2 separate regions of the Homo sapiens genome follow, and region 2 is linked to region 1. Evidence: chromatin contacts called from ENCODE Hi-C or POLR2A ChIA-PET data. All regions are on one chromosome and are shown on one strand. The core of a region is the stretch at or near the end of the contact, and the rest is flanking DNA. Distances in the headings are between cores, read along the strand shown. Region 1 holds the start of AIM2 (absent in melanoma 2). Region 2 holds the start of LINC01704 (long intergenic non-protein coding RNA 1704).

Region 1 (7,669 bases), core at 2,208-4,707:
ATTATACAACACAGCAATTGCATTCCTTGATATTTACCCAAAGTTGAAAAATTAAGTCCACATAAAAACATGCACACAGATATTTATAGAAGGTTTATTCGTAATTGCCAAAACTTGGAAGCAACCAACGTGTTCTTCAGTAGGTGAATGGATAAACAGATAAATGGAGACAATGGAATATTTTTTAGTGCTAAAAAGAAATGAGCCATCAAGCCATGAAAAACCATGGAGGAATCTTAAATGCAGATTACCAAGTGAAAGAAGACAATCTGAAAAGGCTATATACTGTATGACTTCAACTATATGAAATTCCAGAAACAGCAAAACTATAGAGACAGTAAAAAGATCAGTGGTTGCCAGGATTTGTCGGGAGAGAGATGACTAGACAGAGCACAGAGGATTTTAGGGCAGGGAAACCACCCTGTATGATACTGTGAGGGTGGATACTCATTATACATTTGTCCAAACCCACAGAATGTACAACACCAAGTGTACCCTAGTGGCAACTCTGGAGTCTGGGTGATAATGATGTGTCATGCTCAGTCCACCCTGGTGGGAATGTTGATAATGGGGAGGCTGTGCATGTGTGAGGGAAAAGGGTATATGGAAACCTGTACCTTCAGCTCAATTTTACTGTGAGCCTAAAACTGCTTTAAAAAATAAAGTCTACTAAAAAGAAAAAAACTGGAAAAAAAATGCAAAGTGACATGCTTTTGTGTGTGTTCTTTCTCATTCATCAAATTCGGTATTTATTTGATAACTTGCTTTTTTCTCCATTCGCTCTTGTTTAAATGCTTATTAGCTGGTTATTATTCATCGGGGCATAAACCTGTATATTTCTTATTTTTTTTCTCTCCTGTTTTTCCATTTTATTCTTTTCTAGGCATACTTTTAGAAAGAGATCTTCAGCTTTATCACTCTATTAGCTTTAAAACTTTTCTGCTATCACATTTAGAAAATATATTTATAAAATCTCTTCTGTAATTTGTTCATTTTTTACAAGTATTAGCACTGTCTTTTTGTTTCATGGATGCAATGTCTTTTCTTATCTCTCTGATGACCATATATATTTCTTCTTCTACCCTCTGCTTTGTCCTTAAGTTCCTTCTTCTGATTTGTTTTCTGTTTTTTTTTTAAGTTGGAGGCTTTTCTGAATGTTATTTATGTCTGTTTACTCATATTTAAGAAAGAAATGTCCATACATGTATACACACAAAACTGACTTGAATTCTTTTTGCGTTGGCCTGGTTTATTTATGAGTTAGTTTAATTATAGGATTGGCACGAAAGGGCCTGAGTCTTTGTATTGGAAAACTCAAAATGTCAGTAACGGTGAGAGTTTTTCCCTTCTTGGGCCAGTTGCTACAGTAGGAGCCTCCAGTCTTCTGCTTATGGCATAAACCTTGCTGTCAGTACTCTAGAAGTCAGGGAGGAAAGGGCTTGGGGATCCCACTTTTCTCCGTGAGACTGTTAACAAACCTCCTTTTTCAGCACAGTTGCCTCCTTTCCCTTCTGTGTCTTGTGTCACCAAGTTGGGTATCTCTCTGATTAAATTTCTTGGTAAAACAAAGCTGGACGATGAGTACTTGTCTCTCTGCCCCAGGTGCAGCAGTGTACCTGCTCCTCATTGAGACCACTTCCCAGCTTAATCACTTAACTCACCTTTTACAGGACCTGAAGCCTCAAATCAGTACGCCTCTCTGGGGTTGGTGCTTGTTGGGTTCTTCCTCAACAGGGAGCTTTCTCTCGTTTACTCAGTAGGTTACCAAATTCATACACTTCACATCTTTTTAATTCTTACATATTGTTCTCTTTGGTGTTCTTTCGCCTTGTGTGATCCACTCATTCATGCATTCACTCATTCAACGAATATTTTCTGAACACCTTCTCTGTGCCTGGCACTGTGTCAGGTGAAGTGGATGCAGTGAGCCAGTGGGCAGAAATCTCTTCCCTCATGTGCCTTACATTTTAGGAGCATGAGGCAGAGAATAAACAAACAAATGACATATACCGTATGTCAGATGATGGTCAGTAACACGTGTGGGAAAAGATAATGTGGGGAAGAGGTAGAGAACATGCTGGTCAGAGAAGCCCCACAGATAAGGTGCTATTTGAGCTGAAAGCTGGCAAAAGTGTAGAAACAAGCCTTGCAGTAGAAAGTGAAGGAGGTCCTGCAGCTCTGGGCTGATTACCTGGGCATGGTTAGGTGCTCTTCCTCTGCTCCTTGAGCATCTTGAGCATGCTTTAATTATAACACTTATCATCATGTCCTATTGTGATTATTAAATCACATGTCTGTTTTCATGACTTGGCAGAGCCGCTCAACATCTGGAACTTTGTCTTACTAACTTTTATATTCTCAGAATCTAATACATCATATTAGATGTTCAGTGCATAATTGTTAATTCAATGAATAAGAAAGGAAAACCTCAAGTAAATTGCTGACTAGAATCAAGCCCTCAAGCTCTGAATTTAGGGTTAGGAGCCTGGGTTAGGAAGAAAGACTGTATATATGCTTTTGAGGCAAGCAGTCAGTGAGGGAATGAGGCATGATTACTTGCAGGTGGCTACAAGCAATAAAAATGCGGTCAAAAAGGTTAGCAGAGGGATTGCCCCACTAGTAGATAGGAACTGTTACAACAGCCTGTGACAATGAAGACAGATTGCAAACTTCCTACTTAGGCACAGATGAGAATGTAACACAGAAGAAACTGGCCGCAACTGGTTAAAGCCAAGATGGTCGAAAACTTGGCTGACTGCTGACCCTTAGCTTCATTATGCCCTTAATATCATAAAACTTCCATGGGGAAATTCCCACTCCCATCATGCACCTGACGCCATGACAGTTCCGGATTAACCATCTTTAGTCAAGAAAAGGGTGGCACCCCGATTCCGGGAATTGCCCGCCCATTTCCCAGAAAACCCCTCCCCTTGATTACAGAGTACTCCATACCTTCATTGTGCTTATTCATATAGTACGTGAACCACATTGCCTGTGACTCAAATCTTTGAGTGCCTGCACTCCTCCCTTGAGGGTGTCGTTGGTTTTGCTCCACAATAAAATGTCTATACTTTCGCTTGGGTCTCATTTTCAGATTCTCTTATGCTTTGAAGACAAGAACCTGCACTGCCCTACTGGCAACACTTTTAGATACCCTCTGAGATCAGTGTGCTTGTTTATACCAGAAAAATGTCATCACCAGGCCCCTTAGTCACAAAGTGTATCAAGAAGTCATCTGCGGTCATTTTTTACAGTTTCTAGGCCACTTTCTGTTTCCAATCAGTGTAGTTCCTATGTGGCATGACTCAGATACAAGTTTCTATAGACATTTTCTTCTGTGGCTGCTAGTGAGAACCCAAACCAGCTCAGCCAATTAGAGCTCCAGTTGTCACTCCTACCCACACTGGGCCTGGGGGTGAAGGGAAGTGTTTATTAGGGGTACATGTGAAGCCGTCCAGAAGTGTCAGAGTCTTTGTAGCTTTGAAAGTCACCTAGGTTATTTGGGCATGCTCTCCTGAGTCCTCTGCTAGTTAAGCTCTCTGAAAAGAAGGTGGCAGACCCGGTTTGCTGATCGCCCCAGGGATCAGGAGGTAAGCACCATAGAGGAGCTGGGTTAGAGACGAGAGACTTAACCGTTTCTCTGCTGAAAAAGACAACTGAGGAAAGGCCAGCCATGCTGTGCACACCTCTGAGAACCTGAACCTGCAAACATGGACATCAGCTCTGAAAGGATGGGTTCATTTCTCTTTTATTCACTTTAGCCATGTCCTCTGGTGTCTCTGAGCTGGTGTTCCTTAAGCTTCGGCTTCCTTTGGGGTTTGTCTATCAGCCTATTTGTAAGGCTGACTTTTATGCCAATAGCAAATACAAGCATTTTTTAAGTTAACAGATATTATGAAGTAAAATGCAAGTTTTTCATTTATAAGGCAACATAACTTCAGAGAAAAAACTGAGTCAATCACATAAAATGTGATTAAAATGTGATTGTTATTATATAAGAGGGTTATAGGAAGATTAGCTTCTTATGGACAAGTAGAAAAGTAGGAATCATCCAAGCTGATTGTCACAGTAGATATTCAACAAAGGTAGTGTCCTTCCTTGCTTTCATCAGTAGGATGGGGGCATTTGGATGGCTTTATCATTGCAAATATTTTTAATGTATTCCTTATTTTGAAAATGGTCCTGATAATAGTTTTAATTTTCACTCATGAACTCTACATGTATAAGTAGAGTTTCTCCAGCGCTTACCAACATATAGGAAAAAACATTATAAGGCCATTAACAGTGATAGTTTAGAATTTATTAACATTGACTCTACTGATGGGGGTATTCAAGCTTCCCTAAAATTCACAATCAGTTATTTTCAGCTCATAAACATCTTTTCCTGTTCTTTGGCTTATTTCTTCCACTTTATATGTTGCTGCTCTGGAAGTCATTAATTGCTAATAATGTCAAACATCTTTTTTATGTTTATTGGATATTTGAGCAAATTGCTCATTCACATCTTTTGCACACTTTTCAAATAGACTGTTGTTTTCTTATTGATACATGGTTCTCCATGTATTCCAAAAGCAAAACCTCTATTAGCTCTCTCTCTCTCTCTCTCTCTCTATATATATATATATAGCAGGTATAGCCATATATATATGTGTGTGTGTGTGTGTGTGTGTGTGTGTGTGTGTGTGTGTATTGCAGGTATCTGCCCAGTTTTTGCCTTGTATAATCACTTTGTTTAGTGTGTGTGTGTGCACGGATGTGTGTGTTTCCTACAAAGAAATTGAGAATATGCATGCAATCACATTTGACAAATTTTTTTTTTCTGGCTTGTCCTTTTTGTGCCTTATTTAAGGAACCTCCTTCTACTTCAATGTATTGAGAAATTCTGTGTTTTATTCAACATCATTACTATTCTATTTAGATAATTAATCCAACCAGATATATATTTTGTGTATGATATAAGAGAAAGGCTGAATATATCATTCCCTGTGTATTGTCATTTGTCTGAACACTTTTTATAGTTGGCCATTCTTTCCTTGTGATTTTTAATGCCACTTTGATTATATACCAAGCTTTAATTTACATGTGGTCCTGTTTCCACACTCTATTTATTAGTTCATTTTTTTCTACGCCACTGCCATACTGATTTAATAATTATACATTTGTAGTAAGTATTGATACCTAGTAGTAGGGATAGTACATCCTGATAAACATATTCAACTTGTTTTGCAGGTTTTTGTCTTTATTTTTTTCATTTAGGTTTTAGGATCATTCTGATAAATTCTATGAAAAACCCTTTGAGATTTTGGATAGGAGTTTATAGATTAATTTGACAACACTGCTGTCTTCATTTTATCAAATCTTCCCATTTAAAATATCAGACATACACCCACTTAAGTAGGTCCTTTAAATCTCCCAATAAAGTTTTATAAGTTTCCCTTTAAAACTCTTAAATATATTGTATTCGATGTTCTTATGTACTTTGTAGTTTTGTTGCTATTGGAAATTACTTTTTTTATGTAATTTTTTTCTCTCTTGGAGTGGTACTAAAATAAAGGAATGCATTTCTGTATATTAATCTTATAGTTATAAACTGTTGAATTATTATTTATAATGTTTTGTGTATTATTTTGGATACTATACATAAACAACTATATTACTACAACGTGATTTTGGCAACAAGTTACAAAAATAGGTTGATGGACAGAATAAAGAATCCAGAAATAGACTCACTCATATTTGGACAACTGATTTTTGCAAAGGTAAAAAAAAAAATCATTAAAAATGACAGTCTTTTTAACATATGATTCTGGGAAAATTCATATTCATATGAAAAATAAATGAACTTTGAATCATCACTTATATCATATACAAATTAACTCAAAGCAGTACATACAGCCAAATGTGAAATGATCAAACCGTAAAATTCTTACAGGAAGACATAAAATCTTCTAATCTTGAGATTGGAAAAGATTTCTTAAATAAGACACTGAAAGCATGATCCATGAAAGAACAGATTGATTAATTGCACTTCATCAGGTATATGTATATGCCAAAATTTATCAGATTGTATACTTCCAGTGTATGCACCGTGTTGTATGCCAGTTATGCCTCGATAAATCTATTTTAAAAATAACAGGAAAATGTATCCTGTTTCCTTTTTGTTGTTGTTGTTGTTGTTGTTTTGAGATGAAGTTTCGCTCCTGTTGCCCAGGCTGGAGTGCAATGGCGCGATCTTGGCTCACTGCAACCTCCACCTCCCAGGTTCAAATAATTCTCCTGCCTCAGCCTCCTGAGTAGTTGGGATTACAGGCGCCCACCACCATGCTCGGCTAATTTTTGTACTTTTAGTAGAGATGGGGTTTTGCCATATTGGCCAGTCTGGTCTCAAACTCCTGACCGCAGGTGATCCGCCCACCTTGGCCTTCCAAAGTGCTGGGATTATTACAGGCGTGAGCTACCGCGCCCAGCTAATGTATCTTGTTTTCTGAGAATTCCAGAGGTGTTGTATACTTTCTGAAGATGTCTTTCCCAGGAGTAGTGATCACCTTGCTTAAGAAGTTCTTACCTATGTCCTACTCAAATCTCTTTTACTACTGCAAATATTTTATTTTTCTTTAAAAAATATTAATAGCTCACCTTGCTTTATTTTGAATGTAGAATCACTTTTGGTGGTGTAATCTTACATGTTTTGGATTCCTTATAGGCTGATCCCAAAGTTGTCAGATGGAGAGTAAATACAAGGAGATACTCTTGCTAACAGGCCTGGATAACATCACTGATGAGGAACTGGATAGGTTTAAGTTCTTTCTTTCAGACGAGTTTAATATTGCCACAGGCAAACTACATACTGCAAACAGAATACAAGTAGCTACCTTGATGATTCAAAATGCTGGGGCGGTGTCTGCAGTGATGAAGACCATTCGTATTTTTCAGAAGTTGAATTATATGCTTTTGGCAAAACGTCTTCAGGAGGAGAAGGAGAAAGGTAATGTGGGAGTTCCACACCTGCCCCGTCCCTTTTTCTGCCAAGCCTGGGCCTTTCCTTTCATGGCATCCCTGGGATATGACCCCCAGTGCACATTGTTGGAATTTGTTTGCTAACTTAGTGCACCTGTCTCTTTGCCCCCTTTTACTGAGAATCGCTTCTAGGAAGTGTTTGTTACAAATTCCACAAATCCATTCCAGCCTTTGTTTGCATCTCTTCTTCCAGCCTTAGGGTTACCACTTCCATTTAACATCTTTTCTCCTTGCCCATCTTTGTCTCCAGTTCAGTTGCAGTGAATATGGACGTAGAATTTCAAAGTTAACTTCTCCCAACTCCATTTACACAGTATGTAATGCTGTCACATTCTACTGAAGTCTTGAAAGTATAAATTATTGCATTGGAAAACTGTAAACCAGGATATTGAGCACCTTTTTTCCTTCACACAGTCTGTCTATTCCTCTCCTTGTCCCCAGCTTTCTGTGGTCCCAGACTATCCTTCTTTAGGCGATGATCTCCTCCTTCTTCAGAAGGGAGGGAGAATCCACCTTCAGGGATTTTCTTTCCTCTCTATCTCCAGTACAGGTGACAGTATAAATTACCCACAACACAAAGATTTTTTTTACATTATTCAATAAATCACTCATCTCCATCTGAATTATCTACATTTAGTTTAAATTCCTGATT
Region 2 (7,669 bases), core at 2,331-4,830, 940 kb after region 1:
AGGGATGGTCATATATTGACTGAGACTGAACATGAATGTTCTGCCCAATGGGTCAAACTACAGGAAATGATGATGGCCATCCAGGCCACCTCTACCATCGTATCTTGCTATATTTTCACAAATTTATGGGCTGTTGCCAACAACTTAGCCATTCAGTCAGAGGAATGGCAACTAAGTGACTGGACTATTAATGGATTCCTTGTATGGGGAATAGGACTATGGCAGCAGCTTGCTGCTTGGAAGGGAGACATATATGTCACTCATGTGAATGCTGGGACTACCATAGAGCCCCTTGAGAGGAAATTATGTCATATTTTTGGACACTTCATGGGACTTTACTCTGACCAAGGAACATCCTTCACTGCCCAGGGAACGTGATGGGCACACTCTTAGGGAGTATCATGGACTTTCCATGCACCCTGTTATGTGCAGGCCAATGGAGCTATTGAACACTGGAATCGCTAGCTGGCTCAGACAGCAATGAAAAAAGGACATCAAGACAGCCTGCTGGTGTGGAATACCTGCATCTGACTAGAGCAGAATGGACACTAAATTCTACACTCCAATGCAAAAGAAACATGGCACTGCAGCACATGTTGGGAAAACACTGAGCTTGGTGGAGATGGAGGTGAACCAGGCAACCACCTGATTAGGCTATGCCTGGAAAATCCTAATCTCAGTATTCCCAACCATTCTTCTTCTGTTTTCCCTTAAGAGTGCATATTCTGGAGGTAAGTTCGAGATTCAGGCCATTTTGGCACCCTGAACAGGGCCTCCCCAACTCTAATCTTCAGGTGATACTTCCCCTGCTGCCTCCCTTCTATGGGATACTACAGGAGTGGGAGACAGAATCAAGGAGTACCAGGTGTTAGGGTTCCTCTACTGGCACTGGGAATGTCTGATCTTTCCAGTCAGGTGGGTAGTGTTATCAGATGTCAAATTTGTACCCAACGTAATTTCCCTACATGGGCTAGATAACTGAGGCTGCAAGGCCTGGGTCAAGCAACAAGGGTAATGGTGCCTACAGAGGTGGTAGCTTGGGAACTGGGACAGACTGGATCACTACACCACCTCAGCCCAACCCCTATCTGTTAGGCAGGAACTACCTGGACCTCAGGGAAGGGGAAGGGGAAGTAACCTGTCAATCTACTTCTTCCATGAGGACATGGCAGTAGAAGCCTGGAGCATAACACTTTCATTAGGCATTCCCAAGCTGTGACCACTGCAGGTTGCCTGACTAAGTGCTGGATCCTCCATCCCAGACTTTGTTCTGTTGCAGACCACACAGACCCTCTCATCCTGCCAATGGTAAAGTACACCAGCATTCCTAAAGCCACAACGTACACTAACAGAATCCAAGCCCTGGTTACTGAGTGAGGATCTGGCACTTGCCACTTAAGAGGGGGCTAGAGGTGCCTGTTACAACTTAACTGACTCAAAGTGTCACAACCACATCTAACAAAACCTTGGTGGGCTGCTGCTTTGACGCAACATAGTCCTTTGACTACTTGGATCAGAAATGTCCCAGCAGTGATGACAAAAACAAGGACTGAACAAATGCTAGTCCTTTGTGTAGGGCTTCATGAGCAATATCGAATGGGAGAACTCAGCTCATACAACTATGTGATTAATGAGGCCTAGCTGGTGCATGCCAATGCCTACGTACTATGAACAGGTCACTGAACAATGAAACGGGAATGGATGCTGTGTGCACCCGAGGGCTACATCTTTCTCTGAGGGCAGCTGGAGGTGACCCAAATATGGGAGGGGCAATGTCATGCCTGAAAAGCTGATGGATGAGGGGATTCCATACATTGGGCCTGCTGGAGTTGCCCCTAGACAGCACTCCTTGGGGTGAGATGAACTGTTGGGCCAGCAGCCTAAACTTGTACACCAGGCTACCTAGGGACCTGCTAGGAGGAGGAGCTGACTCTGGAATTATGTCCTTTATGAGAGCTTTGGTACCATACATAGGAGTCAGAGCTGAAAAAAAAAAAAAATCTGTCCCTGACCATGAAAGATATTGTTTCTTCCACTGACCCTGCCCCTGCCCCCGCCCCTGCCATAGCAGCCCAGCAGATATCCTTCAACTTATTCAAGAAAGTTGTTTTGGACAACAGAATTCTTCTAGGCTTCCTTTCAGACCAGTCAGGAGGAATGTCATTGCCAACACTTCCTGCTCTAGATAGATAGATAGATAGATAGATAGTTATTGTGGAGACACAGGTAGGGGAGATCCGAATGCAGCCCCACCTTGCTGCAGACAGTGGGGACAACTGAAGAATCCTTCTTTGGCCTCTTTAATGAATTCTTATCTGGATCACTGGAACCTTGGGTAGGTCACTGCTCAGGCAGGTACAGCCACCCTGCTTGTGGTTATAATACTCCTGGGCCTAATAAAATGTACTCTGGCTCACTCAGTGATGTTGCACCAAGATTGTGTCAGTGAAGGTGTCACATCGGCCTGACAAGGCAAACCTCTACCTCCAGATCTGGGGAAGTCTGTGGACGTACGAAATGCACTAGCTTTGCTAAGAGGGATATCTGGGTTGGTGGGGGGTGACCGCAGGACAGTCCTCCAGGGGGCCTTGGACTGACCTAATTCTCACCCCCTTTCTTGCTTGCAGTTCTCAAAAAAACTGTAGAATATGCTGAAAACGTAATACCCAAAATAGGCCTGGCATGGTGGTTCATGCCTGTAACCCTAGCACTTTGGGAGGCCGAGGAAGGCAGATCACTTGAGATCAGGAGTTCGAGACCAGCCTGGCCAACATGGTAAAACCCTGTTTCTACTAAAAATACAAAAATTAGCCAGGTATGGTGGCAGGCACTTGTAATCCCAGCTATTCGGGAGGCTGAGGCAGGAGAATAGCTTGAACCCAGGAGGCGGAGGTTGCAGTGAGCTGAGATCATACCATTGCACTCCAGCTTAGGCAACAGAGCAAGACACCTTCTCAAACAAACAAACCCAAAATAGGCAGTAACTGCCTGAAACAGCCCAAGCCTCGTTTCTGTCCCTCCTAGAAAAAGTAACATCTGGAGCTAGAGAGAAGCTGCCTGGGACAGCCCAGGCTTTATTCCTCTCTCCTCTAGAAGCAGGATACCCTTCTCAGCTTTGCCCAGTGAATCACATGACCCCTGAGATATGTAACTCAGGAGGAATTGCCTTTCAGGGCCTCTCAGCTGTGTTGTGTGGGGGGCATGTACAGTCAAGACTCCAACCTTCCCAGACAGCTGTCTTGAGCCTTGAGGACTGCCTCACAATGGATCCTAGGCTTCTTTTGTCCCTTGCTGCCTGTCTGTATTATACTAAAGCCACTTCACATTACTTGTTGCATGTGAGCGTGTCTCCAACAGACACTGGTAGCACTTCAGGCCAGGATGCAGTGGGCGGAAGTGTGTGGATTCCTATTCCTGGCAGTTAGCATAGTGACGATCTCTGCTGTCCTGCCCATGGTGGGATTGGTGATTAGTCCTGCTTCATAGTTATGTGAATGCTCCTGTTTGTCCTCAGTTTGAGGTCATAATTGACAATTCCAGGGTTCCAGATACATAACATTCTGCTACACAGATGCTGTTTCCTTTGCCCAGCACACCTGTCACTCACCTCAACCCTTTCTCTCTTTTCCCCATCTTTCTGTGGCTAGCTCCTCCTCATTCTTTAGGTCTCAGTGTAGATAGCACCACTATCAGGAAGGAGTCCAGACACTGCCAGGCCTAAGGTAGGAGACTAATCTTCTGCTTCCAAAGCTCCCTGTGCCTTCCTCATCACAGCGCTTCCCAATTATGTTTCAAATTAGTCTGTCTTCCCAGACTAGACTAAGCCCCGTGAGGGCTGAGACAGTGTGAGCCCGTTTTGTTCATGTTTGCACCCAAAATACCTTGTGTACAAAAGGCACACAATATTAGTTGACTAAACTTGTGAACGAATTTTTTTTATGGTTTTGAGGAAGAGGGAGCTTGTGTGTGTTTGGAAAAAGCCTGGACTCCTATTGATAACACCACCATCCCTGCAGCTCCCTCCTCCTCGAGAGCCACTGCCCTTTATTCCTGCTGCACATATCAGATTATGTTTGCAGAAAAATATTTGAATATCTCAAGGGCTATGTTTGAATCTGCACTTCTATAAATCAGATTTATTTGGTCAACCCCATCCTGTAAAGGCTTGCAAAAGAGAAAACTATGAGACAGCTAAGGATGGTGTATTATCCTGAACTTTTTGCTCCATTCCTCACAAGGCTTTTCTTGGTTAATTAAAAGCCTGACTCGGGCGGGTGGGGTGGCTCACACCTGTAATCCCAGCACTTTGGGAGGCCGAGGCGGGCGGATCACAAGGTAAGATATCGAGACCATCCTGGTCAACATGGTGAAACCCCGTCTCTACTAAAAATACAAAAATTACCTAGGCATGGTGGTGTACGCCTGTAGTCCCACCTACTCGGGAGGCTAAGGCAACAGAATCGCTGGAAACTGGGGGGTGGAGGTTGCAGTGACTGGAGATTGTGCCACCGCACTTCAGCCTGGTGACAGAGCAAGACTCCATCTTAAAAAAAAAAAAAAAAAAAAAAGCCTGACTCAGCCAGTAGGAGCTCCCTTCCCACCAACTGACTATAATGAAAGGGAAATTATGGCTTCTTCTACTACTACACAACAGCCTTTGGATGCAACATTCCACCATTTATTTGTTCAACAAAATACTATTAATATTAACTGACCTGGAAGGGCTGAGAGGGCTTTAATGTACATCCAGCTGGGGCCCTTCATGCTACTAGGGACACAGTGAGTGATGAAAACTTCCCCAAAGTAAGGATATTCCTATGCTTGGACACTAAGGTAGAGTTCTCAGGGGCTAGGGCCTGTCATTCCTTCTCTTTCTCTTCTTCTCCACACCTCCACAATGGAACAGAAAGCAACAGTTGTGCCCCAGAAAAAAAATGCCTCTTGGCCTTCAGAACCCTGGGGTGAAACAGAATATCATTCCCAGGAAGTAGCTCCAGACATAAAATTCTCCCCATATTATCTACCCTGGGTTATCTATTTTGTTCTTTAAAATAGGGGCAGCATTTTTGTCTAAAAAAAAAAGTTCCAGGATTAAATAAAACATTAATTAATCTAGAATATTGCACTCATCTGTTCACCCAATGAATATATAGTGAGGAATATTTATATGCAAGTTTCTGTGGATACTTAAAGATTTAATTCCTGCTCTCAAGTTGCTCACGATCTAGTGAGAAGACGGAAACAGTTTCAGCACTAAGCACTATGATAGGGTTATACATTTATGGCCAGAAAGTGGAGGAGGTCAGGGGAAGCTTCCCAAGGAAAACAACACTGGCTTAGTCTTAAAGTTGGGGTGACCGAGCAGAGAAGGGTGGAGGGAGGTGATGCAGAATTGCAGACAGAGTGAACACCAGGTACAGAAGCCAGGCGATCATAGACATAAGCCCTTGCTGAGCACTTATCCTGGGATGGGTGCTACATTAAGAGCTCAACCACAAATCTTTGAAATAGGGCCTATGCCCCCTTTCATATATGAGGAAACTGAGGCGTGGAAGGGCTAACTACATAAATTGAACAAACTTGCAGTTTTCTTAACAAGTGATGAAGCCAAGACTCAAACCAGAAAGTTTGAGTCCAGAGTCACTGCTCTTCACCACTTCATTACCTGGAACTTGCTATTGATGTAAAGTGTCTTTTGTAAAGGAATATAAGATGCCCGAGAAAGAAGGACAGGAAAACAGACTAGGCAGTGGACAGAAAAGCATGTCATGAATGTAGAGTTTATAAGCCCTATGGTGGCATCTGGACTTATATTAAAGGCAACAGGGACCCAAATGATGGATTTTGAGGAGAGAAGTGGCCTGACTTATTTATGTGTATTATTCCATTAACATTGAATAGTATGGATGATAACAGAATAAGACTACTAGAAGTAAGAAGACCATTGGTAAACTGTTGTGGTGACCCAGGCAAGAACTGATGAGGACCAGGAAGTGAAAGCTTGAACTAAGGTAGAAGCAATGAGGATAAGGAGGAAGAGATGGGTATGGGGGGTGTCTCAGAAGTGGAATTGACAGGACATTGAAATTGAATCAGTGCAGAGAGTCACGAAGAAAGAGCAGTCATGAATCCCAGGTTCTTTGTTTTAGAGGTAGGGTATGGAGGAGAAGCAGATTTGAATGAGAAGATAATCAGGGTGGGTTTGGGTGTGATGGGTTACAGATGCTTGTGGGAAGATTCAACTAGACAAGACAATGGGAAGTTCCCTATATGAGTCTGGAGTTAGGAGTGAAATCTGAGTAGAGATATATGTTAGAGAGCCATTGGAACATAGGCTGTCATTGAGATCATGAGAATGGGCGAGATAACCCAGAGAGGATCTCAAAAGTGAAAAAGACTGAGGGTGGACACTAGGGAAACACCAAACACACAGAAGGAGAACTGGAGGCAGGAGGCAGAGGAGGAGCTGAAATAGGAGAAAAATTGTGTGGGCATGCCACCCCTGAAGCGAAGAGGAGAAAGAGGTTTAGAGAATGAGGAATTGATCAATTCTGCTATGTCAAGGTAGAATTGGAAAGTGCTCTTATATATGGGATGAAGTTGTTTGTTGTTGGCCCTGGGAAAAATTGAGTGGTGAGGATGGAAGAAAAATCAAAGTGGGTTTCAGAGCATGTGGAAGGGAGGGGATGGAGGCAGCACTTTTCAGGAAGCTTGGCTTTGATGGAAAGTAGGAGAGAACACAGGAGCAAGGGAGTTGCTGTTCAGTGTTTTGGTTTGGTTTGGTTTGGTTTTTAAATAAGAGAGACTTAGCATGGTGTATTAGTTTCCTATTGCTGCTGTAACAAATTATTACAAACTTATTGACTTAAAATAATACAAATTTACTGCCTTATGGTTCTGGAGATCAGGAGTTCTAAAATGGGTTGGCAGGGATGCATTTCTCGGGGAGACTCTAGGGGAGAATCTATTTCCTTTCTTTTTCCAGCTTCTAGAGTCTTCTTATATTCCTTGGTTTGCATCCCTTCATCAGTCTTCAAAGCCAGCAGTTTACCATTTTCCAATCTCTCTCTCTCTGTCTGTCTCTCTCTCTCCCACTACCCCTTCCCTCTCTCTGCTTCTGTTGTCACATTGCTTTATGTCTGATTTTTTTTAAGAACCCTTGTGAATTCATTGGGCCTACCCAAATAATCCAGGACAGTCTCCTCATTTCAGGATCCCTAATCATATCAGCAGAGTCCCTTTTATTATATGAGGTAACTTATTCACAGATTCTGGGGACTAGGATGTGGACATCTTTGGGGGGTTATTACTCAACTAACCACATATGGTATCTCTGCCTGGCATATAGTAAGTGCTCAAAAATATTATTACAATAAAGGTGCTGGGAAAACTGGCTAGCCATATGTAGAAAGCTGAAACTAGATTCCTTCCTTATACCTTATACAAAAATTAATTCAAGATGGATTAAAGACTTAAATATTAGACCTAAAACCATAAAAACCCTAGAAGAAAACCTAGGCAATACCATTCAGGACATAGGCATGGGCAAGGACTTCATGTCTAAAACACCAAAAGCAATGGCAACAAAAGCCAAAATTGACAATTGGTATCTAATTAAACTAAAGAGCTTCTGCACAGCAAAAGAAATTACCATCGGAGTGAACAGGCA

Evidence for each region. Hi-C counts contacts between places; a loop is a spot of excess contacts on that map. ChIA-PET counts read pairs that join two places held with the same protein, here RNA polymerase II (POLR2A). Pooled maps may share reads with other maps.
Region 2: a loop to region 1 is called in a map of CD8-positive, alpha-beta T cell, with 4 times the contacts of the local background. The contact joins the promoter of LINC01704 here to the promoter of AIM2 in region 1. A Hi-C loop is called at or near these places in 2 of 168 maps with a recorded cell type or tissue (CD8-positive, alpha-beta T cell and Caco-2), 1 of 37 single-sample maps with no recorded cell type and 7 of 50 pooled maps. POLR2A ChIA-PET finds 5 or more read pairs at or near these places in 1 of 52 experiments (MCF 10A).

What each region holds. Positions count from the first base shown.
Region 1 is chr1:159,072,554-159,080,222 of GRCh38, reverse strand. AIM2 (absent in melanoma 2) reads left to right here and starts at 3,457. Exons shown (of 6, transcript NM_004833.3): 1 at 3,457-3,590; 2 at 6,704-6,985. The coding sequence starts at 6,724. RefSeq lists an enhancer at 2,716-3,015.
Region 2 is chr1:158,136,551-158,144,219 of GRCh38, reverse strand. LINC01704 (long intergenic non-protein coding RNA 1704) reads left to right here and starts at 3,580. Exons shown (of 3, transcript NR_033946.1): 1 at 3,580-3,722. It overlaps LOC105371460 (a long non-coding RNA gene), which reads right to left and starts at 3,495. Exons shown (of 5, transcript XR_922187.3): 1 at 3,223-3,495.